Linked DNA regions of Homo sapiens: region 1 is linked to region 2. A link is an interaction called in ENCODE POLR2A ChIA-PET data of the cell type or tissue named here. Cell type or tissue: Panc1. All regions are shown on one strand. Each heading gives the region's core, and the rest is flanking DNA. Links, peaks and the distances in the headings are about the cores only. Region 1 overlaps ACAN (aggrecan). Region 2 has its middle 16 kb from the start of MFGE8.

Region 1 (4,316 bases), core at 317-4,316, 60 kb before region 2:
TCATGTTCCCAGGGGAGGAAACCAAGTTGGGGGATAAAACAGCAGGAACCTTTGAAGTACAAATATGAAGAAAGCAGAAGAGATCCCCCAGGTCTTCTGGTTTCTCAGCAAGATGCAGAAAGACCAGATGAGGAGATTTAGTTCTCACCTTGGCTAATTCATGAAAATTTGAGGCAATGGCCAATGACTTACCAATTCAAGTACCACAAAGAAGTTTGATCAGAAAGGATATCTCAGGACCAGAAGAACAGAAGAGAAGAGCCTATCTGAAAAGAGGCAGAGGATGGGGATGTGCCTGTATCCCAGACTGGTGCCAGTGCTGTTGTGCGACCACTTGCTAACCACCTCTGTAGCTCCGAACGCTTGTCTCCCACTGGCCAGGATGGAGTCCCTCTAGAACTTGTGTCTCCCTGGAGATAGCCACCTTCTGGGGCCTTAAGCTGAAAGGAGATTATATGGGGAAATGTTGGACAGGGTTTCCATCCCTCTCCCGAGAGAAAGATTCAGGCTTCATTTTTATAAGAGATTCTAAAATAATATCTACTGAAGACAAAGATGTCTGCAGCCCAAGAACTCTGATGGGTCTCACGCAAACATCCCATGCTGCCATTTTCATATGGATCTACACTCTTCAGACCATTTCGAGGTCATTCATTCTAGCCCCACACAGCCTTGCCCTCTTTCTCTGGGTCATAACTACAAAGGAAGCCAGGAAAAGAAAGACCTCTAACCAAGCTTCAGGAACTTGACTTCAGTTTCCTTGCTCACCACCACGTTCATAACCACTTCAGAATCCATGGTCTCTCAAAATATTCACAAGAGAAGGCATCTTGGAGGAACTCTATGTTCCCCGTCAGAAAAGACATTTGGCTTTAGACCTATCAGATCTCTTCAAACCACTGGGAAATCTGGCTCCAGTGCTCCAAGTTTACCAATCAAGAATCACACACGCCCAAGAAAACCCTTGTCTGGATCTTTGCTTCAGCACTCCAAGATGGCAGCAGCAGCAGCAGCAGCAGCAACAGTTCTCAGGAAAACCAGCCAGTTCCCTCCCAGGGGTCTGGAGAGCAGCAGGACTGGCCACTCAAAAGGAGGCCACAGTGCTTGTGAGGCTGGAGTTGCCGGCAGGAGTCCTAATGGTGGCCCTTGGTTTCTTGCAGACATTGATGAGTGCCTCTCAAGCCCTTGTCTGAATGGAGCCACCTGCGTGGATGCCATCGACTCTTTCACATGCTTATGCCTTCCCAGCTACGAAGGGGACCTGTGTGAGATTGGTACGGCCGTCTTGGCTTCAGCTAATGTTACTAACTGCTGCACCCCCTCCTCCTCCCTCACCTTTCCCTCCTAACAACAGGCTCCAGGCCCTGGCTGGGGCCCCCGAGGTTCATCTGGAGAGCCATTTCAGGGGCCACAACTGAAAATTCTGCCCCACTGATTCCCACTCTTTTTCTTGCTCTCCTCCTTGAAAACCCTTTTCTGGAGCACTGGCTGATCTGACTTTCTCCAGGGCTTCCAGATCTACTGATGCCACCACCGAGGTTGGTGTATGGTTCAGACTAAGAGGACAGGGCTGATTCTGAGCACTTGTCTTGAAGGAAGCTATGGGGTGGGAGTAATTGGTTCTCATTCCAGATGACAGCCACGGATCTTCTCAGTGTGGTCATGGGCATGGGACCTTTGTGGTTCCTTCATGGCCCTGGGAGCCACTGTGCCACATTGGCCAAGCTGCCTTTCTCTTCTCCTGGGGCAAGAGCTGTGGTTGGTCTGCCTGAGATCTCCCGTGTCATCAGCATGCTCAAGTCATGCATGAGCAAGGACTGCTGCATGTCACCTTCTTCTCATCACTATTGTGACAGCTGCCATGGCAATGCCATGCCAGCCTATGCTTCCTTTCTCCCTCCCTTGTGCAAGGCAAAGGGTGGCCAGAGAGAACAGAACTGTGTTACAAGGGGGAGGACTGAGTTACCTCTCTTGGGCCTTGCCAACCTCTCCATTTCTGCACCACTTCTACCAAAAGGAGCTGTGCACCAGGAACCCTCCCAGGGACAGACTGAACCCTCAGCTCTCTCACCTTTGGTGCTTCCTAGTCTCCCCACCAGCCGCCTGGATCTCGGGGATTTCCCAGCTCAGAAAAGGGGAGATGAGACCTTTGGATACTTGTCTCAGTGGCCCAGACAGAACTGGAAGTGTGTAGGGGCTTAAAATCCTTTTCAATGAACTCTCAAGTTGGATACCCAGAAACTTCCAGAAGGCAGGTGAAACTCCTGGGAAGTCTCCCTTTGGTCCTAAGCAGTGTGAGGAGGTAGTTTTGGGTTTCATATTCCTTTGAGGCACTGCCAAGGTTACAGACTGGTAGAGGAACTTAAGACTTTTGGGAAAAAAAAGGCCTGGACACTCCTACTCCCTTGCAGCCTCCCACCCTCCATCCTCACCCCAAGACCCCAAGAAATTGGTATATGGGGTCTTGGCTGGGGTGGAAGCAGAGACTACAAGGATTTTCTCCCCATGATACCACAACATTTGCCACAGGGTAGAAGAGTCTGGGACTTCCATGCCGACAACAGCTATTTGGTTCCAGACTGGAAAAGTGGGCTCTGCTGGAATGGAGGCAGGACCCTCACAGGGCTCTGTACCCTGATGGGGCAGAGAGATGGTGACAGAGCCACCCAGCTCGGCCCTGGGCCTGGGGGCCCAGCTAAGCAGGGCTGCATCTCCTCTCCCATTCCAATCCTGAGTCCTCACCACTCCACGGTGCCTCCTGCCTTGGCTCTGTCCCTGTTACCTCTTTCAGTCTGGAATTGTTTCTGTTTCCTAAGAATCTTCAGCCTGCACAGCCCTGCCCTCCCATACCCACCTCCCAGAGAAGTTGCACCCTCCAGCTCTGCCTGCCCAGCTCAGCCCTTAGCCACTGAAGGGGCCAAAAACTGACCCCCTAAGTCAGCCCTAAGATGATATCTCTGGCCTCTTCAGAGTGCTGAGCTAGTCTGAGGCCTCTCCACCTCTTTCCAGACTGCAGCCTCACCCCTTGGGGAAGGCATTCATAGCTGAGGCACCAGAGGCCTCCACGGCCCCTCCTACAGCTCTGTTCTTTCTTCTCAAGCTGCTGACCCCCTGTTCTGCTCTCCCTCCACTGTCCCCAACTGTCTCTCCCCCACTTTGCCAAGCATCCACCCCTTCAGCCTAAGACTCCTTCCCCTCGGGTACTGGTCCTTCCATTCCAGGACAGCCAGAGTATGGTGGCACCCAATCAGGGAGACCACCATGCAGCCTGAGGGGTTTGTGACCCTCCACCTGGGAGATCCCAGGGGAAGAAGGAAGAAGGGGGGCCTTGGAATTCACTCTGTCCCACACTGTGCTGGCAGATGTTTAACAACCAGCTCTCATAGAGGAGAAAGGAGCCCTGATTGTAGCATCTGCCAATTCCTGAGGTGTAAATGCTTCCACCGGGGCCAGTTTAAAGCTATCAACATGATGTCACTGAAGGCGAGGTTGAGAGGAGACACTAACAATGAGCTCTCTCAAAGCTGAGTGAGCCAGCTCAGCATGGCTCCGCCTGTCCCCTAGGCTGTCCAAGAACTCCAAGCCAGCCCCTTCTCCAGACTGAGAACCCATTACGAATTTAGGTTTGTGAGGAGAGAAGCTCCTCCCCTCTTCCCATTCACCCCCAAAATAAAAAGCCAGGGCCCCTGGATCCCAGACCCCCAATGGGCTATCTGACCCCTGCAAGAGGCAGGCACAGTGTGCTTAACTAAAGCCAACTCTGATCAACAGCCTTAGAGCTCTGAGTCTTCTCCAGACCCCAAGCAGACTTATTTCTGCTCCTCTGTTCCCACCTGAGGTTCTGCAGGAAGGAAACTGCCAGCTCCGCTCCATGCCCCAGCGCTACCAGCTTCCACTGCCTCCACACACTTCCCCACAGCTCCACTCCCTCTCTCCCTGGAGCCCCCCAGAGCCACAGAACCATGTTTTGCCTTAAATCTCAAGACCTCTCACCTTCCCACCTCTTTTGAACTGGACTGCTGACCTCTGCCGGCCCAGCAGAGCAGGCATCAAGAGGAGGAAAGCTTGGGAGAGGGTGAGGGGGGAGGGCGTGGCATCAGGGAAGGAAAGGGCCCCTGGCATTTTCCCGAGTGGAAGCATGTGCAGAGGCTCCCAGGGACCAGACCAGTTTCCAACCTGAACTCCTCCAGCTGTGCCTCTCCCTTCCCTTGAGGGCACAGCATGGAAGGTGGGGTGAACGCAGGAACCTATGCCATAAGACTGGCAGCATCTGCCATCCCCTGGTGGCCTCTGCCCCTCCCTTCAAGCCCCTGACC
Region 2 (4,387 bases), core at 108-4,107:
TATGTAATGATAAAAGATAATGAAATGGTTTTGTTTTCTCCTTTGGGTAAATGGCAGGGAAAAAAGGGAAAAGAGAGAAGAGACAAATTTAGTTAGCCTCATACTATCTTTATTGGGTCTTGTTTGGAAAGCTAAGTCTCCTCTCTCAGAGTAAAGGCTTTCTTTTTAAAACTTCTTTTTGGAGTTATCATTTTGGGCAAATGAATAACTTATAGTGACCTGGGATTCTCTTTTGTGATATCCAGTGTTTTAAGCCTTTGATATTTAACAAACTTTCCAAAATCAAATTATAGATTATGTCTCTTTGTAGCCCAGTATTTTAGATATTAGGTCCTCTAAAGTCCAAAAATGACATTTGGCTTATTTGGTACAAAAATCATACAGGAAGCATTGTCAAATATGAAATGGTGTTTGGCTTTCTTTGGTCTATATTTGTGTAAATGTGTTGTTGGTATATGTTCCAAAATTATGTAAAACTGCTGTAACTCAAATATGACTTAGTATGTTTTATCAGTAATAATTATAATTATTATGTTAAATGACTGTGTGCCACAGAGGTAAATTTCCTTGTCAATTTTGCCTTTAACTGTGGTGCCCTAAAATGTTTTTGTCATCCCAGACAATTGTTATCTCACTTTGGTCCTCTTTAAAAGATGATTTTATAGTCAACTGTAAAATTTAACAGGTGCTCCTAAATGCAGATTTCTGATGAATAACTCTGGGAGATTGTGACATTAGAATAGAAAAAAACCCTTCAAATAGAAGAGTGAATGGTGTTTCGTTTTCTTTGGACTGTGTTTGTTTAAATATGTTATTGGTATGTGTTCCAAAATTATGGGAAACTTCTATAATGTTGAGATAATTTAGCATACATTATCAATAATTATAATTGTTATGTAAAATTGTTGTATGCCACAGAAGTAACCAAAATTCCTAGTCAATTGTAGCTTTAATAGTGGCTATAGACTTTTGTCATCCACAGATCTTTTGTCTTACTTTGGTCCTCTTCTTTACTTCTTTTTTTTTTTTTTTTTTTTTTTTTTGAGACAGAGTCTCACTCTGTCGCCCAGGCTGGAAGGCAGTGGTGCAATCTTGGCACGCTGCAACCTCCGCCTCCCGGGTTCAAGCAATTCTCTGCCTCAGCCTCCCAAGTAGCTGGGATTACAGATGCCCGCTACCAAGCCTGGCTAATTTTTTGTATATTTAGTAGAGACGGGGTTTCACCATCTTGGCCATGCTGGTCTTGAACTCCAGAAATCATGATCCACATTCCTCAGCCTCCCAAAGTGCTGGGATTACAGGCATGAGCCACCGCACCGAGCCTACTTTAGTCCTTTTCAAAACACAGTTTATAATCAGATATAGGACTCTCAGTGCAGGTCTCAGATAAGTTTAAAAATTGTGCTATTGGAATAGAGGAAGAAAACAAACTTCTAGGACTCTCAGGGAGAGCTAATGTGTTAAATATTGCTAAACCTTTTGTTTTCAGAGTCAAGAGAACTTATTTCTTTAGAGCTATTTGCAACTTTCAACAACTGAGTAAAATATACTCCTGTGAACAAAATTTGGAGCATATTTATTCCTCTCTACTTTATTTCTCCAGAATTTGGAAACTATTTGTGAGTATTCTCAATTTATGGCAGCATAGTTAATTGCATAAGTGCAATAAGAATCTGTTTTCTTTTGTAACAGGACACAATTGGAGAAATTGGTTATTTTATGAAGGCTTTGACTGGAATGGCATGCTTCTTTTAAGGAATCAAAGTTGACTTATAAAGCCAATTAAAGCCCATTAGGGCATCTGGCCTCATGCCCTGTCCACAATAGAGTCCCTGTGCAGGGTTCCTGACCTGTGATAAGTAAAGAATGTCACTTTCTAACTGGCCCAGGAACCCCAAGTTACCTTGGGACCCCAAGAGGAGAGGAATTTGCCCAACTCATAGGTATTTGAGGGTACAAACCCATGGCTGGGCTCGGCTATTAAAAAGTCTTATCTGAGATTCCTCATGGAACAGAGTTCTATTAAAGCCAATTTTTAAAAGCCTAAGTGGAAAATAATTATTTTTGCTTCACTTTATGTAAATAATCAGGCTGAGTACAGTAAGGCTAAAGTTTATTTTATAAACAAATCAGTTCCATCATAATAGGTTTTTAATAAAAATGGGGACTGGAGAGAGAAAAATTATGCTTCAGAAGAAAAACTATAGTACACTGTTAGCTGTTCTTGAGGTTTTTCCTGCAGTTTAGACTAAATTCTAAATTCTTTATGGGTTAGAAGTCCCCAAACTAACGTTTTCAAATCTTTGCTTTTAAAATTTAGAATTGTACTCTTCATCCTAGGACTTATTATTTACCTTACAGTAGGCTGTTCACTTAAACACTGTAGTAAAACTATAGATGAGAGTACTAATGTTTTTGCCACGCAAGCCTCAGAAGCTCAACCAGGCCTGCATGAGTATACTCAGACAATTGCAAAGTAGTTCCATTCTTCTCACCTTGGGGTTCACTCCCATTCCCACTACATTCCCTGTCAGCAGAAAGAAGCCAGAGTGATCAACGGCCTTTTCCCATCTTCATAGCCTACACCTTAAGATTAAGGTGTTATAAAACCAAAGGGAGGGATGGAAACCACCTTTGCAAAATTATGACTGAGACAGTGGAAGAGATCTAACTTCACTGACTCCATCTTACTTCTAACCTCCAGGCTGTCCTTGTTCGTTCCTGGGCATAGGCTGAACTAACTTTGGGAGAAACTTAGTTTATAGTTTAAGCAAAGACAGTAACAGCCCTTTCCCAAAGCAGACCTCATTCTTGCCTGGGACTAGATTGCCTTTGTAGGATTAACATTAGCCACAAGATTTGAAATTATGGTTAAGGAGTCATGCAGCTGGAGGCTACAAGATTCTGACCCTCCCTAAACTGCTCCTAAGATCAGTGCTTGAGATATTTTGCAGACCCTGCACTGGATGGATCAGCTGGCACCACCCAGATCAATAAACTGGCTCATCTGATCTTCTGGCTCCCACCCAGGAACTGACTCAGCACAAGAAGACAGCCACAACTCCCTATGATTTCATCCCTGGCCAATCAGCATTCCTGGTTCACTGGCATCCCCCCACCCACCAAGTTATCCTTAAAAACACTGTTCCCTGAATGCTTGGGAAGACTGATTTGAGTGATAATAAAACTCCGGTCTCCAGCACAGCTGGCTCTGCAGGAATTACTCTTTAGCTATTGCAATTCCCCTTTCTTGATGAATTGGCTCTGTCTAGGCAGTGGGCAAGGTGAACCTCTTGGGCAGTTACACAAGTATTCAGCTTTGGACAAATATGCTGAAAGAAAATTACCCAAATAAAAAGGAATATAGAAAGATGCGGCCGGGTGCAGTGGCTCATGCCTGTAATCCCAGCACTTTGGGAAGCTGAGGCAGGTAGATCATTTGAGGTCAGGAGTTCGAGACCAGCCTGGCCAACATGGTGAAATCCTGTCTCTACTAAAACTACAAAAATTAACCAGACATGCTTGCTTGAACCCAGGAGGCAGAGGTTGCCATGAGCCGAGATAGTGCCACTGCACTCCAGCCTGGGCAACAGAGCAAAACTCCGTCTCAAAAAAATAAAAAATAAAAATAAAAACAAAAAAACGCCTTGAGAAAGGCACAAGCCTGGCTGATTGATCAAGAGAATGAGGGCAGGAGAGTAGAACCCAAGAGGCATGGAGTCAGACAAGGGCCAGCCCTGGCAGGACTTTGTCAGCCTGGGTTTGAAGGCTGGTTTTGCCATATACCAAGTAGGTGATCTTAGGCAAGTTCCTCAATCTCTGCCTGAGCCTCAGTTTCCTAACCTGTAACATGGAGTAATAATAACGCCTATCTGGTTATTTCTAGCCTAGGCCTGTAACATTCTTGTACATGTCTTTTGGTGAGCATATGCCTACATATCTGTTGAGTGGTTACCTAGGAATTGCTGAATCATAAAGCACACACATACTTAGCTGAGTAGATGCTGCCAGTGTTCCAAAATGTTTGTACCCCTCCAGTGGATTTTATGTGTTTTGTTTTGTTTTGTTTTTGTTTCGCATATACAATCAAATCCACTTTGTTTACCATTACCTCAATAAACAGAATGTTGAGCAAAAGAAACCAGACACAAAAGAGGACATGTTCTGTGGTTCCATGTATACAAAGGTCAGAGGCAGGCAAGAGTAATCAATGGTTTAGAAGTCAAAATAGTGGTTAATCTTGGTGGAAAACTAGTGATGTAGAAGTACAAGTGGGGCTCCTGGGGGGTCGGGAGGCTGGAAACATTCCAGTTCTGAGGGCTAGTTACATGGGTGTATTCACTTTGTGAAAAGTCACCAGGGTGTATAGTTGTGATTTGTGTCATGT

The links. ChIA-PET counts read pairs that join two places held together with the same protein. Peaks named below come from ENCODE experiments on the same cell type or tissue, not always from the same donor. Only the 100,000 strongest peaks of a DNase experiment are listed, where the experiment ranks them.
Region 1: POLR2A ChIA-PET joins it to region 2 with 11 read pairs; 2 of 35 experiments call an interaction of 5 or more read pairs at or near these places.

The regions. Positions count from the first base shown.
Region 1 is chr15:88,867,056-88,871,371 of GRCh38, forward strand. ACAN (aggrecan) reads left to right here. Exons shown (of 19, transcript NM_001369268.1): 14 at 1,161-1,274. Among named protein-coding and RNA genes, the nearest start is that of HAPLN3, 26 kb to the right of the region's middle. In Panc1, for the core only: no CTCF peak of the experiment used is centred there; no DNase peak of the experiment used is centred there.
Region 2 is chr15:88,926,824-88,931,210 of GRCh38, forward strand. No RefSeq gene overlaps it. Among named protein-coding and RNA genes, the nearest start is that of MFGE8, 16 kb to the left of the region's middle. In Panc1, for the core only: no CTCF peak of the experiment used is centred there; no DNase peak of the experiment used is centred there; H3K27ac peaks cover 2,026 bases.